Linked DNA regions of Homo sapiens: regions 1 and 3 are each linked to region 2. A link is a loop called in an ENCODE intact Hi-C map of the cell type or tissue named here. Cell type or tissue: dorsolateral prefrontal cortex. All regions are shown on one strand. Each heading gives the region's core, and the rest is flanking DNA. Links, peaks and the distances in the headings are about the cores only.

Region 1 (4,004 bases), core at 129-2,628, 350 kb before region 2:
TCATTGCCATGCACTTCGGGTGCCAAGCCATCCATGCCCAGGCCAGTGCAGTGAGTACCCCCACCCCCACCCCCACGTCCACTAAACCTGAGCTGAGCCTGTGTGGAAGGCAGTTGGCTGGGAGCGCGCTCTGCCTCCAGACCCCTCCCTCTGCACTCTGGGAAGCAATAAGAAGAGACAGCGCTAGGAAGGGTGTCCCATCCATGTCAGGGGGCCCAAAGAAGTCTTTGGGCTGGGCATGGTGACTCACACCCATAACCCCAGCACTTTGAAAAATGAGATGGGAGGATCTCTTGAGCCCTGGAGTTTGAGACAAGCCTGGGCAACATAAAAAGATCCTATCGCTACAAAAAAAAATGTATTTTTAATTAGCCATGTGTGATGGTACGTGCCTGTACTCCTAGCTAGTTGGGAGGCTGAGGCAGGAGGATCGCTTGAGCCCAGGAGGTTGAGGCTGCAGTGAGCTATGATCACACCACTGCCCTTCAGCCTGGGTGACAGAGGAAGGCTGTCTCTAAAACCAAAACAAAACCAAAGACGTCTTCGCAGGTCAGTGAAGACAGGACTGCTCTCCCCGTGGCACTGGGTGCACCAGCACCCACAGGGCCACTGCTCTGTGCAGCCCCACAGGCAGCCTTGCAGAATAGAAGGCCCAGGCTCAGGGCATGGGGGCAGTGCTGCACCCAGAGGAGTGAGACTTTTTGGAGTTCCCAGGCCACATGGGAGACAGGGGCATCAGGGAGGGCAGCATGATAGAGATGGAAATTAAGCTTTGATTTCCAAAAAAAATGGAGGACAGTGATGACAGAAAGGGGCTGGAGGGAGTGTTCAAGGCAGGGGAACCAGTTGGAGCAAAGGCTGCCTCGGGCAGGCAAATGCAGGCCACAGGGTGGGGTGCCCTTGGCAGGTGCACGATGGGATGCATTGAGGGTGAGGGGATTGAAGGTCTGAGCAGGGGAGTGAGCTGGTTGAGGGAAATCAGTCAAGAGGATTTGTCCAGTGCCGGAAGGTGGAGAGGGTGGACAAGCGGGGCTCGAGGCCAGGAAGCTGCAAGGAGGCTGGTGCCACGGTGCAGGCAAGAGAGAGCGAAGTCCTGAACCAGGCCAGGGCAGTCGGGAGAGAAAGAACAGCAGAGCCGGACGTGGTGGCTCATGCCTGTAACCCCGGCACTTTGGGAGGCCGAGGCGGGCAGATCATCTGAGGTCAGGAGTTCAAGACCAGCCTGGCCAACATGATGAAACCCCGTCTCTACTAAAAATACAAAAAATTACCTGGGCATGGTGGCAGGCGCCTATAATCCCAGCTACTCGGGAGGCTGAGGCAGGAGAATAGCTTGAACCCAAGAGGCGGAGGTTGCAGTGAGCCGAGATCACGCCATTGCACTCCAGCCTGGGCAACAAGAGCAAAACTCTGTCTCAAAAAAAAAAAGAAAAGAAAAAAAAGAACAGCAGAACGTTAGCGCCTGGAGAAATGGGACTTTTGTCTGTTTTGTTCACTGCTGTACTCCCAATGCCTGGATCATAGCTGGCCCCAGTAAATGTTGTTTGAAATATTGGTTGCACGGAGAGCCCTGAGCATGCGATTCAGACTTGCGGAATTCAGTACCAGGGCGCTGTTCTCAGATTACCCACAAGGGGGCACTATTGAACCACTACCCTGAAGCTCCAGCGTCCTCCAGGACGCTCAGTGCTGTTTTCTTTGCAGCCTGTGATCTTCCTGCCAAACGCCTTCAGCGCAGACTTCAACATCCCCAGCCCGGCAGCCTCTGCGCCCCCTGCCTATGACAATGTGGCATATGCCCAAGGAGTCGTCTGAGTAGCAGATGTGGCACCTGCGGGTGGAGTCCAGCCTTTTCCCTCTGGGCCCAGCCTCTCCCCACCCCCACCTTGTTCATCAGGGGCCAGCCCCATCCCAGCTGCCCTCCCTCACCACATCTACACATACTCCGGCATCTGAGTGAAGTGTCCCCAGGGACATCTCTCCCACACTTTCCCCAGTGCTTTCTTTCTAAAAGACACCGGGCTGACGTCAGGGGTGTGTGTCCTTCAGCTCCCTGAGCCCTGTCACCCTTCCAGGACACCCACCTTGTGCATCTAAGCATTTCTCTGCTCATTGGGGAAATCCTGGCCTCATTGGAGACTCAGGTTCGAGGCCTGCCCTGACCCTCGGGCCTCGGGAAGGTCAGAGAGCCCGGAATCCTCCAGAATGGAAGAGTCTGACTCTGGCATTCCACAGAGGTGCCGATACCAGGCCAAGGCCTCACAGCAGGGTAGTGGCCTGGCCGCAGGTCTCCTGGCCCCAAGATCAGCTCTGTCCTTTGTCATCTGTTGCCACATCCATGGAACTCAGGTTTCCTATTTGGAAACTAGAGTGTTGAACCAGATAAGGTTCATCAGGCCCTTCCAGCTCCCCAGGCTCCCTGAAGTCCTGGGTCTAGGCCAGGCATTGTCCCCCTGCTTCCTGGAAACCCTCATTTTCCTTGTCTGTAATATGAAGTCAGCATTGGCCCCGCCCCCCACCCCCTACCATCTCCCAATGGAGGGGAGGTTGCAGGGGAGAGCTGCCGCCAGCCCACTCCTGAGGCACCACCACAGTCAGCATCGACAGGGGCACAGCAGTGGCAGTTTGGGACCTCCCTGTGCCTCTCAGCACTCCCTTCCCCACCCCCATAGCCCAAGGACAAGGCTACCACAGAAGGTTACCACAGGACCTGGGCTTCGTCTCCAGGGGACAAGGAGACACTGTCAGCCTGGTGTTCACCAGGCCTGGTAGATGAGATGGCTTGTCTCATCCACACCACAGAAGGAAATAAACCATGTGGCTTAAATTTTGAGCTGGTCTTGTTGCAATGACTTTTTCTTTTTAACCTCAGGGGCTTCCAAGGGTCATCCCATGTTTATCAGAGGACCTGGGTAACTATCCCACTGTCACAAAAGGGCACCTCTGGGTGCCTCGCTCTGTGTGGTGTAATCCTTACACTTACTCTGTCCCCATCTCGGTTCAAACAAACATGCCTTCATATCCCCACTCCACAACTAAGGACACTGAAGCTTAAAGGTGTTAAATTATATGCCCAAGGCCACCGAGCTAGTTAGGAGCAAAACTGGGATCCAAACCTAGTTCCATGTGACGTCAGAGTCCGTGTTCTCACCACTTGGTCTCCCCTTAGTACAAACCTAAGTGCTTCCCACCAACCCCTTTTCCTCCTTCCTTCTGTTTCTTCATCCCCAAAACTAAGGCAGGGCTGCATTCCTCAACACACTCACTTCTTCTTCACCCAACAAACTCCCCCTCCTCCTTTAAGGCCCTATTTAAACGTTGCCCCTTCTGTGAAGTCTTCCCAAAGGAAGGGTGGTCCACGTGGTAGCTAAGTGCCGTGACCACAACACTGGAATGAGGGTGGGGCAAGGGAGGTGCCATTCAAGGGGACATTCACTCTCAGGATCATGCCAGTGCAGAGTTGGTGTAAGGGGTACAACAAGCTTTGGCTTTTACAATCAAGAAAGGAGACTCGAGGATTTAGAGCTTTCAGTTTAAGATCATTAAGTATAGAGTTGGAGGAAATGTACTTGAAGATTTAGGACCAGTTTTCTTGCCATATAAAGGAGACTAGAGACATTTCAGAACTGAGGGGAGGAGTTGGGGGAGAGAGAGGGAGAAAAAGAGAGAGGTTAGCCCCAAGCTGGGATTGCTTCCCTCTCTCCTCTGCTGACCAAATCCCTCAGGAAGTGTGTAGGCCAAAAACCACAGGTCCATTAAGAGGAATTAGAGACTACAAGGTCACTAGAGATGTCCCATATTCAGACAGCATGGAGCCACAACATAAAGATGGCTGGGGACTGTGCCTGGTGACACAATAGTCCTGCATTCCCATGTAGTGTATCAGTCCAAGCGTGAGAAAGCTCTCTGTGTTTCCTGAGCTGGCCAGTGGCCAGATGTGCAATGTGGATTACGTGAGACTATAACTTTATAACAAATATGAGCAGCAAATAAGAGTGGGGACA
Region 2 (5,155 bases), core at 2,656-5,155:
CTCACCCCACAGAACTGGGATCCATGAGCAAAAAGCCGAGAGCCAGACCTGTTTGTCCTGAGAAAACTGTCCGCTCTTCACTTGAAATCATGTCCCTATTTCTACCCCGGCCAGAACATGGACAGAGGCCAGAAGCCTTCCGGACAGGCGCTGCTGCCCCGAGTGGCAGGCCAGCTCACACTCTGCTGCACAACAGCTCGGCCGCCCCTCCACTTGTGGAAGCTGTGGTGGGCAGAGCCCCAAAACAAGCAGCCTTCCAACTAGAGACTCGGGGGTGTCTGAAGGGGGCCCCCTTTCCCTGCCCGCTGGGGAGCGGCGTCTCAGTGAAATCGGCTTTCTCCTCAGACTCTGTCCCTGGTAAGGAGTGACAAGGAAGCTCACAGCTGGGCGAGTGCATTTTGAATAGTTTTTTGTAAGTAGTGCTTTTCCTCCTTCCTGACAAATCGAGCGCTTTGGCCTCTTCTGTGCAGCATCCACCCCTGCGGATCCCTCTGGGGAGGACAGGAAGGGGACTCCCGGAGACCTCTGCAGCCGTGGTGGTCAGAGGCTGCTCACCTGAGCACAAAGACAGCTCTGCACATTCACCGCAGCTGCCAGCCAGGGGTCTGGGTGGGCACCACCCTGACCCACAGCGTCACCCCACTCCCTCTGTCTTATGACTCCCCTCCCCAACCCCCTCATCTAAAGACACCTTCCTTTCCACTGGCTGTCAAGCCCACAGGGCACCAGTGCCACCCAGGGCCCGGCACAAAGGGGCGCCTAGTAAACCTTAACCAACTTGGTTTTTTGCTTCACCCAGCAATTAAAAGTCCCAAGCTGAGGTAGTTTCAGTCCATCACAGTTCATCTTCTAACCCAAGAGTCAGAGATGGGGCTGGTCATGTTCCTTTGGTTTGAATAACTCCCTTGACGAAAACAGACTCCTCTAGTACTTGGAGATCTTGGACGTACACCTAATCCCATGGGGCCTCGGCTTCCTTAACTGCAAGTGAGAAGAGGAGGTCTACCCAGGAGCCTCGGGTCTGATCAAGGGAGAGGCCAGGCGCAGCTCACTGCGGCGGCTCCCTAAGAAGGTGAAGCAACATGGGAACACATCCTAAGACAGGTCCTTTCTCCACGCCATTTGATGCTGTATCTCCTGGGAGCACAGGCATCAATGGTCCAAGCCGCATAATAAGTCTGGAAGAGCAAAAGGGAGTTACTAGGATATGGGGTGGGCTGCTCCCAGAATCTGCTCAGCTTTCTGCCCCCACCAACACCCTCCAACCAGGCCTTGCCTTCTGAGAGCCCCCGTGGCCAAGCCCAGGTCACAGATCTTCCCCCGACCATGCTGGGAATCCAGAAACAGGGACCCCATTTGTCTTCCCATATCTGGTGGAGGTGAGGGGGCTCCTCAAAAGGGAACTGAGAGGCTGCTCTTAGGGAGGGCAAAGGTTCGGGGGCAGCCAGTGTCTCCCATCAGTGCCTTTTTTAATAAAAGCTCTTTCATCTATAGTTTGGCCACCATACAGTGGCCTCAAAGCAACCATGGCCTACTTAAAAACCAAACCAAAAATAAAGAGTTTAGTTGAGGAGAAATGAGCCTTTAGAAAACTGTTTTTCAAGGGTTGGCTGACTTGGGTGATGCATTTCAAAAAGATGTTTGGTGATGCGATGGAATAGAAGCACTTTAGTCTTCAACGTGCCATTGTCAAGTTCCTGCCTTGGCTGGTGAAGGCAACCCACTGCTCCCCCAGCCAGTGCTCGGGGGCTGGTGTCCACATCCCTTGGTAGAGGACGCGCTGCCGTGACCTGGACAACCTCCCCGTTCCTGCATCCCAGCAACCTGCTAGAGCAGGGCCAGCCCTTCCACTCACCTGTGTGTCCCTCAAACCCTGCCCATTCCGTAAATTATGTTCCTGCGTAAATCATGTGACCTGGCCAATGAGTGGGCGTGCAACCCCTGATTCTAGCACATTAGGTCAAGGATACCAAGGACCAAAAAGTCTAGCTTTCACACTGCCATGTGCCCAAGCATGGTGGCTCGTGCCTGTAATCCCAGCACTTTGGGAGACCAAGGTGGAAGGATTGCTTGAAGCCAGGAGTTCCAGACCAGCCTGGGCAACAAAGTGAGACCCCAGCTCTACCAAAAAAAGGAGTTTTTTAATTAGCTGAGCATGGTAGCACATGCCTATAGTCTGTTATTCATGAGGCTGGTGCAGGAGGATCACTTGAGGCCAGGAGTTTAAGGCTGCAGTGAGCCATGATCTTGCCATTGCACTCCAGCCTGGGCAACAGGCTTTTTTTTTTTTTTTCCAAAAAAACCATATATATACAAATAATTAGCCAGGCATGGTGGCACACACCTGTAATCCCAGCTACTCAAGAGGCTGAGGCAGGAGAATCACTTGAACCCGGGAGGCGGAGGTTGCAGTGAGCTGAGATGGCGCCAATACACTCCAGCCTGGGAGCCAGATGAGTGAGATTCTGTCTCAAAAAAAAAAAAGTTATCATGCACCCAGGGATCTGGGAGTACAGAGCGGAACAGAGAGCTGTAAGGACATGACATTTATATGGCCTCACCACATCCAGCAGAGCAAAGTGTCCTAAGCTAGGAATCTCTTGAGACTCTAAATTTGATGCTCAGGGTCTGTCCCCCTGCAGCGGGAGGCCCACTGTAGTCTGGTGAAAAGCAGCCAGTGATCTCCCAGGGATGCAGGGAGGGAGGCGTGAGGAGCGCCTGTGTGTGCTGCCCTCTGAGGTGAGGTGGCCAGGGAGAGGGGGAAGCAAAGAGCACAGGGTGGGACACGCGGGCTGACCAGCTGAGGCAGCTCATGATGGTCCTTTCTTAGAAAGTCAGCCCCTCCGTGCCCCCTGCCACCACTCTGGCACCAACCCAAGGCAGGTGACCTGACTATGCGCCTAGAGGGAGATTTGCAGCCTCTTCCTACAAAGCCAAATTGCTTCCAGCTGTCCCTGATGTCCTGTGTCCTCAGCCTTGGACACCTGCAAGGCAAAGCCAGAGTTCAGCTGGGGGTGAAGGGCAGTAAACGTTTGACCAGAGCCCAGAGACTCTCAGCTCTGTCCTCGGGAGGCACTTCTGGCACCACCAAGGCAGGGGGAAGGAGCCCCTGCAGCCTCTGAAATCCAACCGACCCAGTCCAAGTCCCACCTCCTCCTAAGGCTGTGCAACCCGCTCACCGAACCACCTGCCCTGTGGTTTCCTCCCATTTAAACTGGGGATGAAAGGGCTGTTGCGAGGACTCCAGGACATAATGCGCCTGAAAGCACAGTACAGCCTGCAGCCATAGCGACTTCAGGGCATCTCTAGGCATCCTCCACAGGTGGCCGCCCGGTCACCTTGCGGGGAAGGAGAGGCGGAGGGCTGACATGAGGGACTGTTAGAAGCCTGGTCTTCAGACTCCCTCCAAGCTGCCCTTCCTGCTGAGCTGAAGACGCCCTCCCTGGCCTCGGGATAGGCAGCTCAGCAGCAGAGGCGACGCTGGGGAGGGAGGCAGGCTGGGCCAAGGCCTAGAAGACTGTTGGTGCCGCAGCCAGTTTAGCGGCCTGCTGTTCCTCTGAGCCCATCCTGCAAGCCCAGGTTAGAATTAGATGGCTCACAGACAGGCCCACACGCCGACATCCCGCCAGCCCGGCAGGTGGCAGGAACGCAGCACCTCCCGAGCAGGCTGAGGACCAGACGCCCCCTCGTGGCATCCTGTGGCCTTGCATGCCATTGCTCTCAGTCCAGGACCAGGCAAACGTAGGCTCCAATAGGAAAACGGCTAAGAAAGAAAGCGGAAGAGCGGGAGAGGGAAGGTAAATACTCCCAGGGCCAGCCCTGGGGCGAGCGGGCAAGGGAGGGCTGACATCCAGACGGATGGGGCTTTGGGATGTGAATCACAGAGGCCCCTCCAGAGAGCACGATCTGAAGGCTGCAGAAGAGTTCAAGGCACCCACATGCAGCCACGTCTTCACTCAAACCCAGCAACACCACACCACATGTGACTCATCAAAGTTTATTATGGCAATTAATTACACAAACATACAGGCGGTCGGTCATCCAGCTCAGAAGCACTCAAACCAGTAGAGTCCATTAGTGATTTCTCTTTATAAATAACTTAGGAGAAGCAAGCACATTTGGTAAAGAACCGGCAGCGCTGACCTAGCGTCACGCGGATGGCACATAGGCCGGGGAGGGGCAGGCACCAGAAGGTCAAGGTCCCTCCTTGGCCCCAGCAGCCCCGGGCCCACCAGATGCTGCGTCCTCAGGTAGTGGACATTTCAAGGCACGTACAACTTCCTAAGCAATAGCAGCTCCAGGCTCTTCCCTGAGACCTGGTTTACCTCTGGAACAACCAAGTTAACACTCATCACACCCCCTTTGTCTATTGTATTCATTCTTATTACTGAACATGCCCCAAACCCCACAGTGCAGGGGGCTGCATATTAAACAGAGACATAATCCCCACCCTTTACATTCTGAAGACAGGGAGGTGTGAAAAAATTGCCCCTAATGTAGTGATGGTGTTTTTTAAAAAGCACCATTTGGGAAGTAAAGTTAGGGCCTCTTTTGATGCCTGTCTTAGGATGGACACTGGGGGTGGGAGGATTACATCAACAGAGTGAGAAGGGGAGGGGAAGGGAGGGGGCTGCTTGTGAATGAGATTCAAGGCACTAAAGGAGTGGATGGATGCGTGGGCCTCGGGCAAAGTCGCCCTAAAGTGGGGACCCCAGAGGAGAGAAGGGAGGGTGGCTGGGGAGGTGACCTGGCCCTCCAATCCTAAACAAGCCCCAATGTGACCACAATCTCCAGGGCTAGAGCTGCCCGCTTCCCTCTGGCCAGAGGGCCCAAGGCAGCCCCCTGGGTTCTCCAACCACTGCAAGCAAGGTCTGGGGACAACCTTGACAACCCCCAGCCTTCTTGCTGGGCTGGCGCTGCTGCCACTCAAATAGGACATAGGACAAGCTTGTCTGACATCAGCTACTGGAGTTAAATTATGGCTTTATAGGACTCAAACCTGTTGTTTTTCCCAACTCTGTTCTCTCCCTCCAATCCAACCCCTGCCACAGTGCATGGGCAGGCTAGCCTTGAATGGACTGGACAGACACCAACAGCTGCATCCCTTGGCATGGGGCTCCATGTCAAATATGCCAAACCCCAGGGGAGATGGAGG
Region 3 (4,004 bases), core at 129-2,628, 210 kb before region 2:
TTTTTTATCAGTGCTTGGTTGGTTTTAAATAAAGTGCACGCTATTTTATTATCTTGTTCTGAATAAAATGTATTTACTCCAAGTCTGGATTGCTTCCATGTCTCCTCTACTGCTAAACCCATTTCTGTAGTGCAGCTCCGCCTCCCAATTTCTCCCTGTGGGGGCAGTGTGAAGCTGGCAGAGGGGAGAGCTGAAAAGGCAGGCTGGTACCAGGTACCCTTCCCTCCAGGAGCACAAGGAATTAGGAAAGCATGCCCCCATTACAAAACGTAGGAACGACTGGCACTGCTGGAAATGCGTGTGCTTGCTGGGCAGAGGGGTCACCCCTTCCCTGCAGTGTGCTGAGGTGGGTGGGCAGCCTGGAGAAGACTTGCCTGCCCTCCCCTTCACCACCCACCTGAGGACTTTCCTGTGCCAAGGTTTCCAGTCGGCCCACAGGCTGGACCAATTTTGCGGAGGGCCTCAGACATAATTTTTTCTTTGTAAGCTGCCCAGGGCATGAGAGTGTGCAGCTGGGGCCCCTGCTCTGGGCCTCTCCCCAAACTGCCTGGTAGGCAACACTGGGTCAGGACCCTTGAGGCTGGCCTTCCCTCGGGAGTGTTGGGCAACCCTCAACCCTCCTAAGCGCTGCAGGACGCTGCCCAGGTGGAGCTGGTCAAGAGACTAGAGCTGCCTGCACCTAGAGCCCTTCCTCCACGGCGGTGGCCTAGCTCTGTCAGGGCAGGCTCAGGTGGTTGGCATCTGGCCCCGTTTGACCCCCTCCCTCCTTTCCTGTCCCTGCAGCTCCCGTCCCATGTGTCCCTGAATTCTGGTTCTGACTCAGGTGTCAGATGCCTTCACAAGTGAGCTGCTTGTGGGGGTGGGTGAGGCAGAGAAAGTGGCTTTTTCTTCCCTGATCAGAAGCTTCCGTGAGGGAGCCACACAGAACTCACCGAGTCCCTCCTGGCAGAGGCGGCCGTCCTCTGTTGCTTCCAGGGACGTGGCCCTCTTCCCGACCTCGGTCGCCTGAGCGCGCAGGGATTGGGGATCCGTAGGGCACTAGGACCCGGCGGGGCGGAGGGGGCAGCCCATGTGCTGCGATTCGCTCCCTCCCACCCCACTGCTCCCGCTCCATTGTCTGGGAATTGCAGCCGCGGGGCGGGCGGCGGCGGCGGCGGCGGCGGCCGGGACCCAGCGGGCCAGGTGGGGACGGCGCGGAGCGGGTGCGGGAGATGCCGTGCGGGACTGGGGCCACCTGAGCCGCCCGCCTCGTCCCCGCCTTCTGTGGGAAGGATGTGCGCGCGGATGGCCGGTCGCACAACAGCGGCCCCTCGGGGGCCCTACGGCCCCTGGCTCTGCCTCCTGGTGGCCCTCGCCCTGGACGTCGTGAGAGGTCAGCGGGAGGGGAGGGCCGGGGCGAGGGGCGGCCGGGCCCGGCCGAGTGGGAGCGAGTGATGCCCGGGAGCCACCAACCTTTGGGTTCTCGGACTGAACCCTGAGCGGGGTCGCCCCGCAGCGCCCTGAAGGTCGGAGAGTTCTTGCCCTCGGGAACCTGCCCCCAGCCACTCGCCCCTAAGGCTTCCTTCACCTTGCACGACCCGGCAACTCCTTCCTGACCCGGGGCAGCCCGGCGCAGGGGCTTCCCCGTCCCGCACCTTCTGCGAGGGACCCCTCAGCCCGGGCATCGAACCCGGCGGCCCCGGTCCCGGGCGCACTAGCGTCATCCCCACTCCCTCACTGTGGTCTGTAGCGCTGCACCCTCCTAGCCTCCTTCCGCCGCCACCAACCCACCCCCCTCGGGAGTGGAAAGCAGCCCCTTTGCCTGGGACCTGCAACAGACGCAAGCCCTCCCTCCCCCTTCCCCCAGGGCTCCCTGACCTTGGCGTCTCCAGGGATGGCCGCATCCTTGCCTTCCAGAACCTTTGAGAGGATTCCTGTCACTGCGGGAAAGGGCAGCAACTTCCCTGTGCTTCGGGGTGGGGGTCGGACTCCCTTGGCCTGGGCTAGCTGGGCTGTGGCTGCAAGGCAAAGGATGCCACAGAAGACAGAGGGACAGTGAAACATTCTCTGCCCTCCCCACCGAGAGAGCCGAGCGCTGGGTGATGGGAGTCCGTGGGAGTCAGGCTAAGAGCATCTTGTAATTATGGAGGCAATGGAGTAGGAGGCGAACCTGAAGCCAGTGGCTGCCCCCAGAGAGCAGTGGTCACTTGTTACGCTTGGGGCAGGGGGCAGGGAGAGCCTGTCAGTCATATGCTCCTTGGTGGGGAGGGCCAGGAAGGAGGTTGAAACCAATTCCCCCACCCCCACCCACAGTCCAGCTGTGGGGCTGAGAGGGAGCTAGCTGTGGGGTTGCTTTCAGCCACCTGCTCCCCATCCCGAGGGACGCCATGGGAGTCCTAATAGAGAGAGGAGGAAAACCTTGTCAAATCCATTATGCAGCAGCAATAATGCCTGCTCCCTCCAGACAGCACTCCACAGTTTACACAGCCCTGTCCTGTCCACAGTGCCACCTAATGCTCCTGCCCCTTTTACAAGTGAGGAAACAGGCTTCAAAATGTTAATGCCTGACCCAAGTTTCATCAATTTAAATTCAGGTCTCCAGGCTCCCAGGAAATCCTCTCTAGGGAGCGCTTCCTAGTTTGGGGGAATTCCAGGATGAGCAAGACAGGGTCCCTTGTTTATAGGAAGATTACTAATTCAGAGGAGGCACCCAGGGTTGCAAAAGACAGGAGACTGGTGGGAAGGTGAGTAACCAAGGAGGGCTTCCTTCAGAAGGAGGCAGTATTCACTCATGGCCCTGAATGAGGAGGGAGGTGCCACCGGGCAGAGCAGAGGAGAGGAGGTGCGCTCCAGGGCATGAAGCCTGCAGGGTGCACCGTGGCAGTGGAGAGTGGAGAGAGAAGTGGCAGGTGGAGACGCCGGATGGTCTAGTGGCTAATACCTGGGATCAACCCCCAGCTCCTTCACTCTCCAGCTGTGGAACCACAGGCAAATACCTTAACCTCTCGGCCTCATTTTCTACATCCACAAAATGGGATTCATCATAATAGAACCTGGTTCACAGAATTATTACAAAGACTCAAAGAGTTCATATACATACAGTATTTAAATTCTCACCTGCATATAGCATTCACAAAATGCTAATTATTATTATTAGTGCTCATAGTTAGAGCAAACCAATATGGCTTAGTGCTCCTTTGTCCTTCTGATGATTGACTATTTTGACTGTCTTCCCCAGGCTCCTGGTCCCCACCCCACCCCCAGGGCAAGCAAGTGCCTTCACAGACCTCTTCAGCACCTTCCGCGCCCGCCCATCCCACACTTGCACTCGATACCAGTCGGTTCAGGGAAGAAGGGAGCAAGCTTGGAAAGATGGTGCAGGTTGCCATGGCAATGATGGGGGAGGAGGGGTGGATGCCCAGCAGAGCCTGGCCAAGGATTCAGGGCAGAGAAAGCTCACTTCATTACCATATTTTACTACACTGGCCCAGTCTGCCGACGGTTGCACCCCAGAAGTGCCTTGGTATCAGAGGCGAGTAGATGGAGGGCAGGAGTTGGGGAAAAGGAGACATTGAGAAGGCTGTTGGCGAGAAGAAGGCCAAGGTCTGTGGAAAGTAGAAGGAATAGCTGGGAAGCATCCAGTCCTGGACTCAGATTCGAATCCTGGCTTTGCTACATACTACCTGTGTGAGGCTCTTTAAGCCTCAGTGACCTCATCTGTGAAATGGTGGTGAGAGGGGAAGGGACATTTACAGCCCTTTTCTCCCTCCCTTGCCCACAACTACTGTGCCCCAGCATGGCACCCGGGTCAGCCCCTGCCAGCTCTGGAGCTGTCATCATCTCTCCCTCTTATGCCTCTTCAGTGGACTGTGGCCAGGCTCCCCTGGACCCTGTCTACCTGCCGGCAGCCCTGGAGCTCCTAGACGCCCCTGAACACTTCCGTGTGCAGCAGGTGGGCCACTACCCACCTGCCAACTCCTCTCTGAGCTCCCGATCTGAGACCTTTCTGCTCCTACAGCCCTGGC

Evidence for each region. Peaks named below come from ENCODE experiments on the same cell type or tissue, not always from the same donor. Only the 100,000 strongest peaks of a DNase experiment are listed, where the experiment ranks them.
Region 1: a loop joins it to region 2, with 2.2 times the contacts of the local background. A loop is called at or near these places in 18 of 110 quality-filtered maps.
Region 3: it touches region 2 in a loop (2.8-fold over the local background); 36 of 110 quality-filtered maps call a loop at or near these places.

Annotation. Positions count from the first base shown.
Region 1 is chr11:60,773,901-60,777,904 of GRCh38, forward strand. MS4A15 (membrane spanning 4-domains A15) reads left to right here. Exons shown (of 7, transcript NM_001098835.2): 6 at 1-50; 7 at 1,705-2,833. The coding sequence ends at 1,815. Among named protein-coding and RNA genes, the nearest start is that of MS4A10, 9.4 kb to the right of the region's middle. RefSeq lists enhancers at 540-1,171, 1,172-1,801, 1,802-2,431 and a silencer at 1,538-1,657. In dorsolateral prefrontal cortex, for the core only: CTCF peaks have their summits at 1,634 (motif pointing right) and 1,835; DNase peaks (open chromatin) are centred at 1,083 and 1,631; H3K4me3 peaks cover 766 bases; H3K27ac peaks cover 724 bases.
Region 2 is chr11:61,126,276-61,131,430 of GRCh38, forward strand. It overlaps VPS37C (VPS37C subunit of ESCRT-I), which reads right to left. Exons shown (of 5, transcript NM_017966.5): 5 at 3,982-5,155. It overlaps CD5 (CD5 molecule), which reads left to right. Exons shown (of 11, transcript NM_014207.4): 11 at 13-1,577. Among named protein-coding and RNA genes, the nearest start is that of CD5, 26 kb to the left of the region's middle. RefSeq lists an enhancer at 3,522-3,816. In dorsolateral prefrontal cortex, for the core only: CTCF peaks have their summits at 3,676 and 3,878; DNase peaks (open chromatin) are centred at 3,399 and 3,666; H3K4me3 peaks cover 300 bases; H3K27ac peaks cover 1,014 bases.
Region 3 is chr11:60,923,362-60,927,365 of GRCh38, forward strand. It overlaps TMEM132A (transmembrane protein 132A), which reads left to right and starts at 1,099. Exons shown (of 11, transcript NM_178031.3): 1 at 1,099-1,372; 2 at 3,843-4,004. The coding sequence starts at 1,273. LOC124902676 (a long non-coding RNA gene) reads right to left here and starts at 2,036. Exons shown (of 2, transcript XR_007062688.1): 1 at 1,858-2,036. TMEM109 (transmembrane protein 109) reads left to right here. Exons shown (of 4, transcript NM_024092.3): 4 at 1-82. RefSeq lists silencers at 995-1,354, 1,415-1,634, 1,675-1,744. In dorsolateral prefrontal cortex, for the core only: a CTCF peak has its summit at 1,111; a DNase peak (open chromatin) is centred at 1,060; H3K4me3 peaks cover 2,471 bases; H3K27ac peaks cover 2,472 bases.